2 separate regions of the Mus musculus genome follow, and region 2 is linked to region 1. Evidence: chromatin loops called from intact Hi-C (ENCODE). Cell type or tissue: gastrocnemius. All regions are shown on one strand. Each heading gives the region's core, and the rest is flanking DNA. Links, peaks and the distances in the headings are about the cores only. Region 1 holds the start of Spns2 (spinster homolog 2). Region 2 holds the start of Mybbp1a (MYB binding protein (P160) 1a).

Region 1 (8,324 bases), core at 124-8,123:
CTGGTAAAGGGTGGATCAGGACTACAAATAAATGAACCAATTTTTGCACTTGCCCAGGCTCCAGAAAGTATATGTCAATTCAAGGATTTCCATGTCCTTGGAGCGGTGTCTCAGATCCCTTACCATGAGATAATGTGCCAGAGATATGTAGGAGGCTCTGAGGCCAGAAACACATGGGTTAGAAAGAGTTGTGAAGCTATGAAAAGATCTATGAAGAGGTTTTGTGCCAGGCAGGGATAGGACCACAGATAGGGCTTGGAAAATTACTAACAATCACTGTGGGAGAAAATCCTGGAGGCGGATATGGGCAGGCATTCCAAGTGAGGCATCTGAAGGGTCTGAGATATATCAGTGGGCAGTGGGAACCACTGAAAGCGAGACTGGACGGGCTCTATCTAAATAAGGGGGCAAGTAAGACAGTGACAGTCAAGGATTTCTCTTTGCTGTCACTGTGGGTCAGAAGATAAATGCTGCCTCAATGGGAAGCAGATCAGAGGGGAGAATGCAGAGTTCCACTGAGGATAGCTTAAGGTGTCGGGGGACTGTTGGGAGAATAATTGGGACATTGGGTGACTTGATGGTGAGCACCATCTAGAGCGGTGGTCAGGGTATCACAAACAGATGTGCGATCACTGAGACCCCATGTGTAAGTGAAGGATGCCCAAAGGGCGTGCAAGTGATAAGAGAAGCTACCACAGCCTAAGCCAGGGAGATGCTACCATGTGGAGATGCCAGAGGTGAGAGGAACAGATCTCTAGATCACCAGCCTTGATGGAGCTCATTGTATGTTCTCACAGAATGGTCTGTAGAGCCGTAGAGCCATCATAGTCTTACAAACTGTCTGTGGGCATATGGTAGCTTCTCCCTGCTTCTGAGAGACTTGCAATGCACACACTCATTATCCAGGCTAGTTTCCATTACTGTGACAAAACATCGTGACCAAAGACGACTTGGGGGAGAAAGGATTTATTTTACTTACACTTACACACCACAGTCCATTATTGACAGAAGTCAGGGTGGAAACTCAAGGCAGAAACCTGAAGTCAGGAACTGAAGCGGAGTCCATGGAGAAACACTTCTTACTTTATGTCCTTTGTGGTTTGATCAGCCTGCTTTCTTATTGCACCCAGGGCCACCTACCCAGGGATGACACCACCATGGTGGGCTGGGCACTCCTACATAAATCATTAATCAAGAAAATGCACCCCAGGCTTGCCCACATACCGATTTAGTGGAGGCAGTTACTTAGTTGAGGTTCTTTATTCCAAAACGTCTGTAGGTTGTGTTAAGTTGACATAAATTTAGCCAGCACAGTCATAGCAAAGGATCTGAGACGTCTCTCAATAAGGAAATATCTCTGTTTACCCTACCGTTTCCCAAATATAGTTATCCTTGGAGTAATAGCACCTAATGTTCTGACCTAACTTGTTTTGGAATTTGTTGTTAAGAAAAGGTCACACTGTGTGGGTCACACTGGCCTGGAACTTGCAATCCTCCAGCCTCAGTTTCTCTGGTTCTGGATTATAGGTATGTGCTAGCTCTTGTGTGGCAGTTACAGTGTGGAGCAGATGAATGAATATCAGAAGGTCCTGGAGCCACTGCTGAGTTCAGATTCTCATCCTGTCCAGAAGAAAAGAGTTCTGAAGAAGATGTGGGTAGAATGATGGCTAACCAGGAAGGTACTGACTTAGGAGGTAGCCATAAGAGAGCTTAGGAGCTTAGGAGGGCAGACTGCTTCTTTCTCCAGAGTCTCTCAGTATCCTTGCCACAGAGACAGAAATAATAGCACACAGGTCTGAAGGACATAGTGGCTCATACCTTTAATCCCAGCACTTGGGAGGAAGAAACAGGCAGACCTCTATGAGTTTCGAGGTCAGCCTGGTTTACACAGTGAGTTCCAGGACAGCCAGGACTCTACCTCAACCCCTCTCCAAAACAAACAATACCCAGAGGCCCATCCTATGGTCTTAGGATGCTGCCAGGAGTTCTCACAAAGCCCTCATCTGTGCGCAGCCACACAGCCAGAAAGAGCTTATTGTTTCTATCGCCCTGCCCATGGGTTGGGGCCCTTTATCTTACACAGGATCAACTCCAGAAACTGCCTTTAAGTTAGAAGTCTCATAATAGGAATGGATGGCTTGCTTGGTGGCCCCACATATGAAGGACTCAAAAGACTGCCCTCTTTTCCTACTCTAGAATTCAACCAGGGGTGGAGATGAAGGGCAGTGGATCAAAACCAAAACTGGCCTTGCAGGCCAGGGTTGTGAAAGGGTGAGAGTTCAGGGGTGGGAAATTGAGACGCAGCCTGGGTAGAGTGCAAAGCCATCGTGCAGAGCCTCCTTCACAGATACACAGCTGGGCAGCATCCACAGCAGACATGGTCCTCTCGCTTGGCACAGCCACACAGATCTGGCCCCATGGAGCTTCTGGGTCTGTGCTTGTCTGCTAATCACCTGTTATCCCTGGCCACGCATTGAAACCCCCCCCACCCCCGCCCCCCGACTGACTTTACAGGCCAGAATCCAGCCAGCTGGAAAGAGGCAGCAGGCAACTTTCAGAATGAAATCTGTTTTCCTAACCTTCCGTCACAGTCATTCATACTCAACACGCCGAAGCATATTTTTAGTCAGTTCACAGAATTTAAAAGACACCTTGAAGGCGCCAAGAAACACCAGCTTGGGGATTAACTCTGCTCACTAAGACAGTGGAGTGTGTGTGTGTGTTCGTGTGTGTGTGTGTGTGTGTGTGTGTGTGTGTGTGTGTGTGTGTGTGTATGTGTGTGTGTGTGTGCTTGAGTGCCTTATGCTTTGTCATCCGTTGGCTATGCCATGACTCACTGTGGTTGACACCTTCACAAGATGTTCCTGTTGTGGACGTGGGCTCTGGAGCAGCCTGCACTAGCAAGATGATTTCAGGGCCCTGGCTTCGTACCAACCAGACCATTGACTAGTTGTCTGTTTATGACGGGTCACCTTGGTGACCTGAAGTCTGTCTGTGAAACAGACAGAAACCACTGGATATCTGAGGGGCTGAATTAAGTCTCCCCTGACTCTCTCATTTGAACCAAGGGTTTGGCACATACTAGGGAGAACATGCTATACTGGGTTTTAACTTCTTTCTTTCCTTTTACATATTTATTTATTTAGAGACGTGTTGGCCTGGACTCGCTGGCCTGGAACCTCGGAGTTTCACCTGCCTCTGCCTCCCAAATGATGGACTTACAAGAGAAGACTGTTCTTTACACAGAAGCTACCTAGCCATTCTCCAGAACTGACAACCCCCCCCCCCCCAACGTGCTCAACTACCTGGACTATATTCCCCCAATAGAAACAAAGACCCAGAAAGATAGAGGTTTCGTCCAATGTTAAGCCACACGCAAGAGCAGATATAGGCTAGGATCCAGCTTTCCAACTTTCACTAAGGGTTTTGGGGAGATGGTACCCCCCTCAAAGGCTTTTTCTGCTCCATCCCCTCTCCTTCTCGTTTGTCTGAGATTGGATCTCTCCTGACTCAGCCTCCCAAACGCTGGGGTTACAGGTGTAGGACACCCTGCCTGGCATTGAGGAGGCCCTCCTGGTTCTTTTGGGCTCTAATCCGAGCCCTGGTTCTCACAAGCTCCACTCTATGGGGGGTAGAGATATGGTCAGAGTGAGCCCAGGTCATAGCATGGAGGTGCTTCTCTATAGAGGAGAGCAATGGACCTTCATGAGGTCTGTGTCCTGGGTCCACCAATCATGTTTCTTAGGCAGCGCTGCCTAAACAGACTGAATTAAGGTGAGTAACTGTTGGAGTCAGCTCTACAACAGGTTCCCCAGTTTTGACCATCTGAGACTTTTTTTTTTTAATGCGTAGCTTAAGCCATGGGCCTTCCTCGGCCTCAGCCAGGGGTCCTCTCCCATCGCAGGGGCAGGGTGGAAGTTGAGTAGGGTCTGGGGTACCCTTCTTCCCTCACCTAAATCCTAATCGGTGCTGCAGCTCCCCGCAATCGCTTCCTGATCCCCGAGGGTTCCGTGGCCGCAGCGCTACTGCGTGACTTGCGCCCCCGTCAGGCGGGTGGGGCTGTGCGGCCAGGCGCCCCCGCACCCCCCGGGGCAGCACGTGCGGGGCGGGGCTGTGGCTTGAGCCCGGAGGTGATTGGGCACACGAGCTTGGTGGGCGGGGCCGGCCGCAGCTGTCAGAGCCGCCGGGGCCGCGCGTCTCACTGACTGAACAGTAGCAGCGGCGCAGCCAGGGCTGGAGCCCGAGCGCAGAAGCGGACGGGCCGGGCCGGGATGGTGCAGCGGCGGCTCCGCGGCGCGCGCACGCACTGAGCGGGCCCGGGCTGGGCCTCGCGTCCCCCGAGCCCCCCGCGCCCCCCGCCGCCCCGGCCCGGGCCGGCATGATGTGCCTGGAATGCGCCTCGGCGGCGGCGGGCGGCGCGGAGGAGGAGGAGGCGGACGCCGAGCGGCGGCGCCGGCGCCGGGGGGCGCAGCCAGGGGCTGGAGGTAGCGCTTGCTGCGGGGCGCGGGGTGTTGGGGGCGCTGGAGTCGTGTCCGCCGACGAAGAGGTGCAGACGTTGTCCGGCAGCGTGAGGCGGGTCCCGTCCGGACTCCCCAGCATCCCCAGCACCCCTGGCTGCGCAGCAGCTGCCAAGGGCCCCAGCGCGCCGCAGCCCAAACCGGCCAGCTTAGGCCGAGGGCGGGGGGCAGCTGCTGCCATCCTGAGTTTAGGCAACGTGCTCAACTACCTGGACAGGTACACTGTGGCAGGTGAGCAAATGCCCCATCTAGCCCGAGGACCAGGGCCCTTCCATCCCAGATGCCCTAGGGAGCTTTTGGTTGCCAGCTCCCTAGATCCAAGCCCTCTGGAGAGTCCCTAAGGACCCTCTGTTCAAGCGATGCTTTGGCGTTCCATGGGTCCAATCCAAAGCACCCCACGCTCCCCGTGTTAGGGATTGGTGGAGTTTCCACCCCTGGAGCAGCTTGTGAGCCTTCGCCAAGCCCTTGACGGCTCATCCGTTGTCCTCCCAGAGTCTCCTCTGCGTCTCTCTTGCCTTATCGCCTGTGCGCCCCCTTCCTCCACAGCCGCAGGTTCCCCGGCCTCTCCTCCTTTTCCCTTAGTCCAGGCCGTCTGTGCTTGCACGGCCCGTCTGTTCCTTCTTTCCTCGGTCTCAGCCACCCCCCTGCATGCGTGCGGCCAGTGTGTGCGCCTCTTGCGGGTGTGCGCCAGGCAGCCGGAGTGTGCGCGCGCGTGGCAGCGCGGATATGTGTGTGTGAGCTTGTAAGCGCGTGGCTGACAAAGGCTCGGGCCTGCGGGGAGCCGAGGGAGGGGCGGGGCGGGTCCGTGCCGCCTGGGGACCCAGGATGCGGTTTGCAGCTGGCCCTGGCTTGAGGCCTGGAGACGCCTCCTTCTGCTCCATGGCGCTTGGAGCCTGGAGCAGGGCATAGGCCTGGGGGCGGGGGCTGGGGGGGTTGGTCTAAAGAGAGGCAGCCTCATGCTCCTTGAGCATCTCTGCGACTCAACCCCAGGTTTGAGACTGAAATGGATACAACTGGGTTTCTATCCTGAATGTGCTTAATGTGTGTGTGACCTTGGGCCAGTTTCAGCTTGTGTTTAGGTCTGTTTCCGTTTGTGAATTGATTGATCCCTGGGCCTCTTAGTGTGGATGTGACTCTGGGATTCTATTCTGCTGGCGTCTCTCCCTGTCTTCACAGGGGTCAAGACGTAGGGACCTGTCCTAGAGCTGGCCCTGCCTGAGGATAATGTAGCTTTGAAAAGAAACACTGGTTAGGCTGGTCTCCGGGGCTCCCGGTGGAGGAGTGCAGTTGTGTGTGTGTGTGGTGGGGGGGACCCAACATTCTATCCCACAACCTAATATGAAAGAGGGGAGAGGAAAGGGGAAGAGAGATGATTTGGATATTTTGTGCCTCACTAAAGAAAACTCAGGGATGATTGGGAAAAGAGAGCCCTGACATAAACCACACAACCACATGCCACCTGGGTACTTGGGTGTTCTTTTGGGGGCCTTAGTCTTTTCCTATCTTGGATAGTTTTGTGTCAAGTGGAAGGAAAGAACTCTGCCCCTCTCCCACCTTGCATGTACACCCACCCACCTGCTCTCTGTCCCTTCCTGGGGGTAAACATGAAGTAGGTGCCAGTGGCATCAATTTTTGGGTCAGGCTGTCCCAAGAGACTGTTCCCTTGCTCTAGTAAGCAAGAGCATGGTGTACCCTCAAGTGTGCCAACCTACCACGCATACGCATGTGATGTGCTGCCTAGGGCTCAGGGTGTTAGGTGCCCACCCTGTGAGGACAAGCCAGAGAACATTGGAGGCCCTCACTTTGCAAACCAGGCTCTTTCCAGCTGGGGGAAGTCAGGCCCTTGGTTAGCCCTATCCAAGATTGCCCAGTGAGGTGATCAGCAAAGCAGGTGTTAGACTTCCCCTTTACCCCCACCTCACTCCCAGCCTGGCCTGAGTCTCTTCTCTCTCTTTGGAAGTATTGTTGTGGCTTTTAGTTCTGTCCTGGTCGTTTTTTATTATGGCCTCAGGCCACTTCTTCTGAGGTTCCTAGAGGAACCCATGGCCAGGGGGGCAGAGAGGGGAAGGTAGGATCAAGGAGTGGGTTCTTATCTACCTTTGCCAATACTTGGGTCAGAGCGGGAGAATTAGATAGCAGATTTCTGGTAAACTGATTGGGGCAGGGGGCAATGCAGTTGGGGAGGGAGGCCTGGAAGGCTCTGGACGTACACTGCCTGAGCTGTGTATCTTTCAGTGTCCTGCCCAGGGTTGTAAGCTTGTGCACTACCCCCACTCCACCCCCACCCCACAGACATCATTTCCTCTCCGGATAAGCCTGCCTCCCTTTCTTTATGATGGCCTTCCCTCCCCCTGCCCCTGAGTTCAGTTTTTAGGAATATTTACAATCTCTATGGTGACTACCATGGCTTTCAGGGTCTTGTGCCAGGACCCGAGTCCACCTGTTGTCTGCTGGTCCTGCTGGGAAAGAGGCGGGCATGTAGACACTCTGCTGTGTGGGGCACTTTTGATGTTTGTGCCCACCTGACCCCTAAGAACCTCACAGTCTGGCCCCAGCAACCTCATCAAAGCATGGGGGAGTTTCTGCTTTGCTTTATATCCCTCCTGTACAGTTCTGTTTGCTCATAGCATAGCCAGTTCTGTCCAGAGGAGCACAATGCAAGCTACATACGAATGCCGGTTTTCAGACAGAAAGAGAGCAGGTGCAATTAATATATTTTATGTGTATGTGGGCACGTGTGAGCACGGGTTCCTGCCGGTGCACATATGTATGTATGTGGGTGGGTGGGTATGGAGTCGGGAAATCAGTCTCAGGTGTGGTTCCCCAGCAGCGCCCCACTCTGAGTCAGGGTCTCTCATTGGCCTGGAGCTTGCTGATTGGGTTAGAGTGACTGGCTAGTGAGTGCTCTGGAGACACCTGTCTCTTCTCCCCAGTGCTGATTACAAGTGCTCTTGTGAGCACAATAGCATGCTGTTGAGTTTTAAAACTATTTACTTTAGTTTGCCTGTGGGTGGGTGTAGAGGTCAGAGGACAACTAACAGGAATTGGGTTTCTCCTTCCACGGTGAGTTCTGGGAATTGGACTCAAGTCGTTAGTTTTGATAGCAAAACCCGTTATTCTCCAATCACCCTCCCCGACCAGACCCCATGGGTTCTAAGGTTAAAACTCAGGCCTTCATGTATCAAGCACTTTAGTAGACCAATACATTTTATTTAACCAGACATGTCCAACAAATTTGTTGTTATTCTGGGGTATTTTTACATTTCCTTTCATACCGTCTTCCACATCATTGGAGGATTTGGATTTACCGTCCCAGCCTGAGTCAGACTCTAGTGGCTGGGTCACGGGGGGGATACAGTGCAGGGTCAGAGCCCTTGCCACCAGAGTTCGCATCCAGCTGCATCACAGCTGTCACCCGAGCTTCTGTGAGCCGAGTTCTCCTCCACCTTGGGTGGTATGGAATGAATGAGAATGTACCCGCAGCACCTGGGCGGAGGCCAGATACCTGGGAGGCCTTCACCAAATGTCAGCTGTCTGCTCTTTCATGCAGAGGCCCGAGTGGTGTCCCTGACCAGCATGTCTTTCCTCATTCTCTCTGTCTATGACAGTCCTTCTCAGGCTGTCCTTCGGGATACCTCTGTGAGAGCCCCTCCCTACAGCACCAGGGCCGGTCTCGGTCCTGGGAACCACAGTGGCTTCTGCCTCTGTGCATTCCCAGCGCCACCCCGTGATCCAGGTAATTATGGGCTCTCCTTAGTCCATGGGAACCCCCTAGGGCAGTCAGCCTCAGACTTGGGAAGGAGGCCT
Region 2 (8,324 bases), core at 253-8,252, 49 kb after region 1:
CTCTAGTTTGAAGCCATGGCACTCAGGCTTTGAGCTCCTCAGAGCTCCTGACACGTGCCACTCACACATTCAACGAGGCGTCCTGAGCTCTCTTCTGGTTGGCAGTGCTGAAGTCAACCAAGGAGTTCAGGTCAGGCTGCAGGAACATGTCCCGCAACCAGGCCACATAGCTCTGCAGGGCTTCAGCATTCAAAAACCGCGTGACACGCCAGAAGGTAGGCATGACAGGGAGACCTTGATTGGTGATGGTTGTAAAGGCCACCATCATAGTCAACTGCCGCTTAGGGTCATCCTGGCACCCCTCTAGGAAGGTACCCACGTATGTACTTATCTCTGGGATGATCTTAAATAGGTTTTGGGGCTGCAAGAGATGAGCATGAGTTTGGGTTATCAGAGTGAAGAGGCAGGCAACCACCTTTGTCTATAGAGACTAAACCCAGGACTTCGCCACTCCAGTCACACAGCAGGGCTGAACCTAACTTTGCCACAACTCCATCAAGGTCTATCCTTGATTCCTTAGTTCATCCCCAGCACAAGAAGGTTCCAATTCTCCCTCAAAGATTGCGGACAAGATTGACTGGCATGAAGGGAACCTAAGCTCAAGTCGTGATAGACCAGTACCTACCCGTGCCATCCTGTGGCTCAAAACCCAAGTGCTTTCTGTATAGCCCCCCACCCCCATCACTGTCTTACAGGTGCTAGGCACAAAATGCAGAACACACTGGGGTCAATAACCACTCCCCTCAATGTGACCCCCCCAGCAGTGTTCCAAATAGATGGCTGGCTGGGCCTGCTGGTAAGTGGGCCCCAGGACAAAAGGGCCTGATTACTGGCCAAGTCCTCCCCTACCAGATCTTCAGAGGAAGAACCCCTGCCCTGGCCCTGCAGGCAGCACTGAACCACATGGGAAGACGACACCTACCTTAGAAATAACCATGTTCTCCCCAAAATGGCGGATCAAGTCTCCTCGCATCACCAACTGCAACTGCTCCTCTGACAGAAGCGGCAGAGACGCACCCAGTAGGCGGAAGCACATGTAGCTAAGGAGAGTTGGGGCAGAGCCTGGTCAGAGGCCCTGTACTTGATCAGGTCCCACCCAGGCTGGAGGAGAGGGAAGACCAGTGTCACACACACCTGGATGTCCAGGACGGATTCTTCAGCAGCCCCTCCTCCAAAACCTTCTTCCAGAACAGTTCGAATCTGCTCTCCTTGAGCGCCAGGCGGAGCAGGTCCAGAGCCACATTAGGCAGCTTGTGCTCCTTCTTGACAGAGTTGGCGGCCACCTTCAGGATGTTCACCAGACTAGAAGGCAGAGGAGATTCAGTAAACGTTACCCGGAGGACTACAGTGCAGGACACCCCCGTGAGAACCCACTCACAATCTCCTCAAACCTGGGAATATTGTCTTCTGAGAACAGGTCAACCGAGCCCATGAGTGACTCGAGCTTTGTCGGCACCCTCTGCTTAGCCAGGAGGAAGAGCTCCAAGTACTTGGGAGAGCGGAGGATCACTTTCATGTTACCCTTGAGGACCTTTGGCAGGATCTCCTGGAACATGGACTCTGGGACCTGGAGTGGGGGCACAGGTGGAAAGGGTGGGTCTTGTTCTACCCATGGGCTTCGGATACACCACTAGTCAGTCAACTTGCCAAGCAGCAGACCCCAGCACTGTATTGATGACTAACTGGCCTGGGGTCTATATTCAAAACTATACCTCTTTTTGTTTTGTAAGAGGGCTAGCCGGTGTCATATACACAGAGCCCTATGTGGGGAGCTGCAACTTAAATTCTGGTCTGTCTCCATTTGTGCCAAAAGGACAAATCAGGGACAAGACAGTGGCAAATGACTCTAGATACAAACAGACCCAGGCTTGACCAAACCAACTATGGCAAATGTACTCAGATTGCCTTCTACATACTCAGGCATTGACAAGCACTGTTCCAGACCCACACTAGCCACACAAAGGCCACCAGAGAGGGTTATGGAGTATCTGAACTGCCTAACTGAGTGGACATGTGCTGAGACCCTGAAAGACAAGGCAGATTTAAGATAGTTGGTGAGAGAGGAATAACAAACAAACAAACAACCTCCTCATACCAGTTGCATGGTCAAACCATCTGTCCTCATCATGTTCCTACCCAAATCTTTTCAACGTTTCCCAAATCAGACGGCATGACTTGTGATTCTCTACCTCAGAGAGGATGTCCACCAGAGCCTTTATTGGCTGTCCCTGTAAGTGGTTGGGGTGTTGGGACAGGATCTTCAGCAATTGCACGGACTTCATCAGGGCCTCTTTGTCCTGGTATCCACAGAGAGCAAAAGGTGAAGAGCAGGGTCTGTTACCATCTGTTCCCCTCCAGCCCTAAACCAGTCCCTGCGCCCCGTGCCAAAAGCTCTTACCTTCACTAGGCGGCCTGACTGAAAGAGGGCTAGCACTCCAAAAAGGTTTGCAAAGAGACTAGGTCTCATCATTGCCTAGAAAAAGATTGAAAACACAGGTGAAGAGGGTCCCTCCCCATAGCTGTTCAGGAGCAGGTTGTCTGTCTGGGAATCTCACGCACCTTGTTCATGGCTTGTAGGCTGTATTTTTCTTGTATCTGATCCAGGATGTCACACAATGGGATGTCTTCAAAAGACTGCAACAGCTACCAGGCAAGACCAGAAAGAGCTCAGGAGTGGCCCAGGGACAACAAACCAGACCAAGTCCATTTCCCTCCTTCAGCTTTCCCCAATATAATCTCCGTGCTCCTCCCATCCCTCACAAGCGCTACTGCTTTCAAGGGACCACATCTTACATGGCTAAGCCCCACCTCCATCAAGGCTTCAGAAGGCCTAGGCTGCTTCTGTACCTCTTGGGAAAACCCATCCCATCCAAAGATCCTGTTCTGAGTTGCCTTGAGGCTGGTTAGTCTTCATTGCTTTTTGCTGTACAAATTTCTACGTGGTCTGTCATCAGTTGCCTTCCTAACCTGGAGGCGGCTCCCCAACCTTGCAGAAATCAACCTCAAAGTTCACTACTTCCAGTAACTGTAGCTAATACTCTGTAGCTGATAAACGTGTATCAGAAAGAAAACGTGTTCAACTCTTCCACCTGCCTGGACTTTGCTGTACATAGGCCATGTTTTGGCACTTCCTCCCACCCAAGTAAGGATGCCTGTATCCCCTCTGAAGCATCTCGGATTTCTTCTTACCCCGCAGCTTCGGTGCCCCCTACCCTTAGACGCCACCTTTGCCCAGCGAGATCGTGCCCTTGCCAGACACACAGTCTCACCTGTGCCAGCGCCAGGCTGTAGCAGGGCCTAGCGGCTTCTCGGCCCACCCCAAGCCCAGTGATTAGGCGCTTCAGGGCATATTTCATCTCCGAATCCTACGGAACCAAGAACATCCCTCGTGTTCAACAGTGATCTGAAGGGCCCACCCCTCCCCCTTGCATCCAGAGCCACGATGGGCCTGGGCCCCTCCATCATACATTGGGCCTTGTGCGCAAGTACTCCAACAACTTCTCCGTGGCCCGGAGCCGCGTTTCCTGATCCGGTTTCGCAATGTCCCAGAAGAAGTCCAAGAACTCGCGGCTGTGCTCCAGCAGGCTGTGGCGGTCGCTTTGCGCCGCTTCTGCGGGAGTCGCAGGCTCAGCTTTCGTGGGGCTCTTCATCTCCGCCATGCTGAGCCAAACACGTGGGCTCAGAAGACAGTCACTTCCAGGTCAGGTCTCGGCGCCTGCGCACTGGGACGTCCGAGTGAGGGCGGGGCCTAGCAGGTTGGAAGTGGCTTCCGTACGGCCTTGCCTTTCCCTTGTGGCTGTGGGTGGAGCAGAGTGTTCTCACACGCGCGTGTGCTCAGAAACTGATGCTTCGATCTCTTCCTTTAACCTGGAGGAGTTCCTGACGACCGGAGGTGCAAACAAATCCACGAAAAAGCCGTAGTATGATCTCTTCCCAGACCCGGGTCTGCTCGCGATCTAGTCCGAGACATCCGCTATTATTCCGCTTTTATTGTGTGCATCCGAACAAAGCCGCGGCTTCTGTGGACTTCCTTTCTAGTGGGAAGAGATGGTTGATGAACGAGTAGACAAATACATTTTAAATGATAGTTATGAGGAAAATAAGGAATGTAGGGAGCAGAGGGAGCCTTTTAAATGTTAAAAAACGTGAAAACATCGCCTGTTAAAAATTAAAGGGAGGGGCTGGAGAGATGGCTCATCGGTTAAGAGCTCTGACTACTCTTCCAGAGGTCCTGAGTTCAGTTCCCAGCAACCACATGGTGGCTCACAACCATCTGTAATGGGATCCAATCCACTCTTCTGGTGTGTCTGAAGACAGATACAGTGTATTCATAAAAATAAACAGCCGGGAGGTGGTGGCACACGCCTTTAATCCCAGCACTTGGGAGGCAGAGACAGGCGGATTTCTGAGTTTGAGGCCAGCCTGGTCTACAAAGTGAGTTCCAGGACAGCCAAGACTATACAGAGAAACCCTGTCTCGAAAAACCAAAAAAAAAAAAAAAACAAAAAACAAAAAAAAAAATAAAATAAAATAAACAACATTTTCTTAAAAAAAAAAAATTAAAGGGAAGCCGGGCATGGTGGTGCACACCTTTGATCCCAGCACTTGGGAGGCAGAGGCAGGTGGATTTCTGAGTTCAAGGCCAGCCTGGTCTACAAAGTGAGTTCCAGGGCAGCCAGGGCTACACAGAGAAACCCTGTCTCGAAAAACCAAACCAAACCAAAACAAAACAAAACAAAAAAAACCAAAAAACCCAAAACCACACACACACACAAAAACAAAACCAAAAAAAAAATTAAAGGGAAAATTCTATAGATTCTAAGATTCTATTTAAGAGACCATGACAAGACTGACATGTGAGCTGACAGCTGAGGGACAAGATGGGCTCTATTGTCCCCAGGGCAAAAATCTAAGAGCAGGCCAAGGACATTTCTTCTACAGAGGCCACTCATCTCTTACGGGAATGAGGTCAGTAAGGTGAGGAGGAGGACTCAGGTGCCAGGAGCAAGGTTATATAGAACCCAGGGCCAGGCTCAAGGGTTCAGAATTTCTTCAGAGAGTGCAGGGAGGATTTACATCTGATTTACAGTTTTAAAAGGTCAACTGTTAGCTGAGAGCAGCCACAGCCCGTGGCTGTGAGTACCGAGGCAGTGAATTATGCTGGAGTAAGGCCTTGGCTAACCTATGGCAAATGTCAACGTAGGCGATGACCTGGGCCAAAGGAGATGATTTGCTAGAAAGGACACCAGGCTAAAAGCTAAAATCGTTGAATAGATGGTGGAATCATTGCGCCTAGCAATGTTTTGTCTGAGAGAGAAGTGGAGATGGTACAATTAAGAGCTCTGCTAGCTTGGGTTTGGGGATATGGTATGGAAATAGAACACCAGCCAAGCACATCAGTGCTCTAAATTTGATCCCCAAGCCAACAAAACAAAACAATTAGCTGACTGTGTTGGTGATCCTGTAATCCCAGTGCCTGGGCCAGACTGGATTACACAGGGAGACTCTGCCTTAAAAAACAAAATTATAGAGACAAGGGATATGGCGTGTTAGTGAAAAGCACTTACTAAACCGGGCGCGGTGGTGCACGCCTTTAATCCCAGCACTCGGGAGGCAGAGGCAGGCAGATTTCTGAGTTTGAGGCCAGCCTGGTCTACAGAGTGAGTTCCAGGACAGCCAGGGCTATACCGAGAAACCGTGTCTGGAAAAAAAACAAAACCAAACAAACAAAAAATCACTTACTACTATTGCAGAGGATCAAGGTTCAGTTCCCAGCACCCATATAGCAGCTCACATCTGTAACCCCAGTTACAGGGGAGCCAAAGCCCTCCTCTGACCTCAGACAGAAGAAGCATGTGGGACATGTGCATATATGCAGTTCACACACACACAGAAGATAAAAGCATCTTTTTTTTTTTTTTGAGACAGGGTTTCTCTGTGTAACTCTGGCTGTCCTGGAACTCACTCTGTAGACCAGGCTGGCCTCGAACTCAGAAATCCACCTGCCTCTGCCTCCCAAGTGCTGGGATTAAAGGCTTGTACCACCACTGCCCGTCTAAAAGTATCATTTTAATTAAAAAAAAAAATTAAACCCTCAAACCCTTAAATAAGAATTTCCTTTCTCTTTGTCAGGTAGGGGAAGTGCTACTGGGTGTCCTTGCTCTTGGCCTGAGGAACTATTTCTAAAGGGTTGTATTCAAGAGATCTCAGAGATCAGGAACAACCCAGTTCCAGCCCTTCTGTACCCAGGGGAACCTCCTACTCATTTTCCCAACCCTTCTCTGCTCTGCCATCTGTTCTACACGTGAAACTAAGAGATTTACCTTGTGCAGATGGAACCCCAGAAAGCAGAAGGTGGCTGGAGCAGGGGAAGCCGAAAGAGACAGACCCAGGCTCCTCCCCCTGTGTCTGGCGTTCATCACCTGTGTTGCAAAGGTTAACAGGAAAGTTAGCCAAAGAGCACAGATGTCACTCTGTCCCCGGAAGATTTGAACTTTATTAGCTTCCAGTCCAATTGATAAAGATCAGCAGGGAATGGTCCAGTGGAAGATGGAGCTGCCCACCCTGCCCAAAGACTCAGTAAGGGCTGGTGACCTTCCACTGGGCTTTCCCAAAGGTGAGTGGCACTCAGACTCTTTTTCATCATCTTCTGGTCTTTATTTGATAGAAAAGTCAGAAATTCCATCAGTGTGGGTACCAGGAAATGTGGTTGGACCAGCCCTGGATGCCAGAGCCAGAGCCAGGTAACAGATTAGGATGGAGGCTTCATGTGATGGAGCAGCAAACACCTCACAGATACATTCTCTTCATACATTCATTGCTGCTAGACCTTCTCTGTCTGGCTCTCAAGTTCCAGACACCTCTGCCCCTCTGTTAATACCCCTGAAAGGGGCAGCAGCCACTGGGGACACTGGAGACATGGGCGTGTTCTGCATGGACTACCGCCTGCAGTAGGGCCCCTTGGCCACATATGCCAGGGCTCTCTGTGGGTCTTTGATGCTGGGGCTGCTGTGGGATTTGGGGTGTTGCCAGATGATTGAGCAAGGTGCAAGTCATGGCTTTGGCCCCTCTGGAGATCCCTGAAGCCACCATCCCCAACATATCGGCTTCTGTGTCATCCAGGTTGTCACGAAGGATGAGTGGACAGGCCCAGGCACTAGGTGCAGGGCTGGCTTCCAGGTTGCTGAGCAGAACACCAGTACTTGGGGATAGATGTCCAGAACCAAAGGAACTGTTGATTGAGGAGATGAGGAGGAGCATGGAGCCGTTGCTGTCCACGGTGGCCAGGGCACTGCTCACTGGGGTTTCAGCAGTTTGCAGGAATGGTGGGCAGGGAGCAGAGCTGGGTGTCCTGGAGTGAAGAGTAGACTCCAGCAGTTCCACAAGTTCTGGACCTGCTGAGGGGCCAGGAGTCGTGAACAGGACCCCCCGAGGCAGAAGAAGCTGCAGCGCAGGCTCTAAGGAAGGCACGGGCTGAGCAGAAGGTAACTCTAACCCCAGGTCTCTGACCAGCGGGTTCAGCAAGGCCTTCCCAGCGAGATCTGGGCTGGAGGCCAGGGCTGCGCTGCGTAATACAGCTGCCAGGTTGGGGTTGGTGGCCCGAGCCCCAAGGCCCAGTGGGGTTCCATTGGTATGGCAGAACAATGGACAGAGCCCCTTTGTGCCCTGGATGGCTAGTGCGTTTGCCAGGGGTGCATCTACCTCAAAGCCCTTTTCAGCCAGCATGGCAGGCTTGGTCAGCAGGTGTGGCCAGGGCAGGCGGCCGAAGTGGGCATGAAGCAAATGCAGAGCAGGCAGACCCGTGGGCAGCCCCAGGCCGGGGGCCAGGAGTTGGGTTGGGCCTGCTGTCAGGGCAGTTGAGTTTCCTGAAGAGCTATTGTAGAAGAGACCCCAGAATGTGGCACCTGTTGGGAGACAGAGGTCACATGGGGATCAGAGGCACTGGCCAGAATTGGGGTCAAGATCCTCCAGTGGTCCCAGGTAGAGAATCACTGTCTTGCTTGCAATAGAGGTCACTGACTAAGCCTGAAATCAGGAGTTGCTGACCAGGGTCAAAGGTTACTCAAGACTAGGCCTGGTGCTCAGATCCCATGTCCTGCTCACTAGCTAGTCTTGAGGTAATGGCCACTGACTGCCCTAATGAGTTCCAGGTCACTAACTAGGCCCCAGGTTAGAAGCTCTGAGGTTCAGGGCCCACAGATTACACTGACCTAAGCCTGTTGCATGAGGATGTACCACCGCCAGACACAAAGCTGCTCCAACTCCAGCATCCACGACATTGCCCCCAGCGACAAGCAACTCTTGGCCCAGTTGGGAACATGTGG

Evidence for each region. A loop is a pair of places that touch in the nucleus more often than their neighbours do. Peaks named below come from ENCODE experiments on the same cell type or tissue, not always from the same donor. Only the 100,000 strongest peaks of a DNase experiment are listed, where the experiment ranks them.
Region 2: it touches region 1 in a loop (2.2-fold over the local background); 11 of 42 quality-filtered maps call a loop at or near these places.

What each region holds. Positions count from the first base shown.
Region 1 is chr11:72,485,850-72,494,173 of GRCm38, reverse strand. It overlaps Spns2 (spinster homolog 2), which reads left to right and starts at 4,254. Exons shown (of 13, transcript NM_153060.3): 1 at 4,254-4,748. The coding sequence starts at 4,379. In gastrocnemius, for the core only: a CTCF peak has its summit at 4,052; DNase peaks (open chromatin) are centred at 5,235, 5,697, 6,947, 8,041 and 5 more places; H3K4me3 peaks cover 4,061 bases; H3K27ac peaks cover 4,219 bases.
Region 2 is chr11:72,436,719-72,445,042 of GRCm38, reverse strand. It overlaps Ggt6 (gamma-glutamyltransferase 6), which reads right to left. Exons shown (of 4, transcript NM_027819.2): 3 at 8,211-8,324; 4 at 6,636-7,904. The coding sequence ends at 6,874. Mybbp1a (MYB binding protein (P160) 1a) reads right to left here and starts at 3,716. Exons shown (of 26, transcript NM_016776.3): 1 at 3,468-3,716; 2 at 3,270-3,365; 3 at 2,560-2,643; 4 at 2,399-2,473; 5 at 2,190-2,297; 6 at 1,392-1,567; 7 at 1,135-1,302; 8 at 923-1,040; 9 at 66-361. The coding sequence starts at 3,659. In gastrocnemius, for the core only: no CTCF peak of the experiment used is centred there; DNase peaks (open chromatin) are centred at 3,728 and 7,629; H3K4me3 peaks cover 2,382 bases; H3K27ac peaks cover 3,214 bases.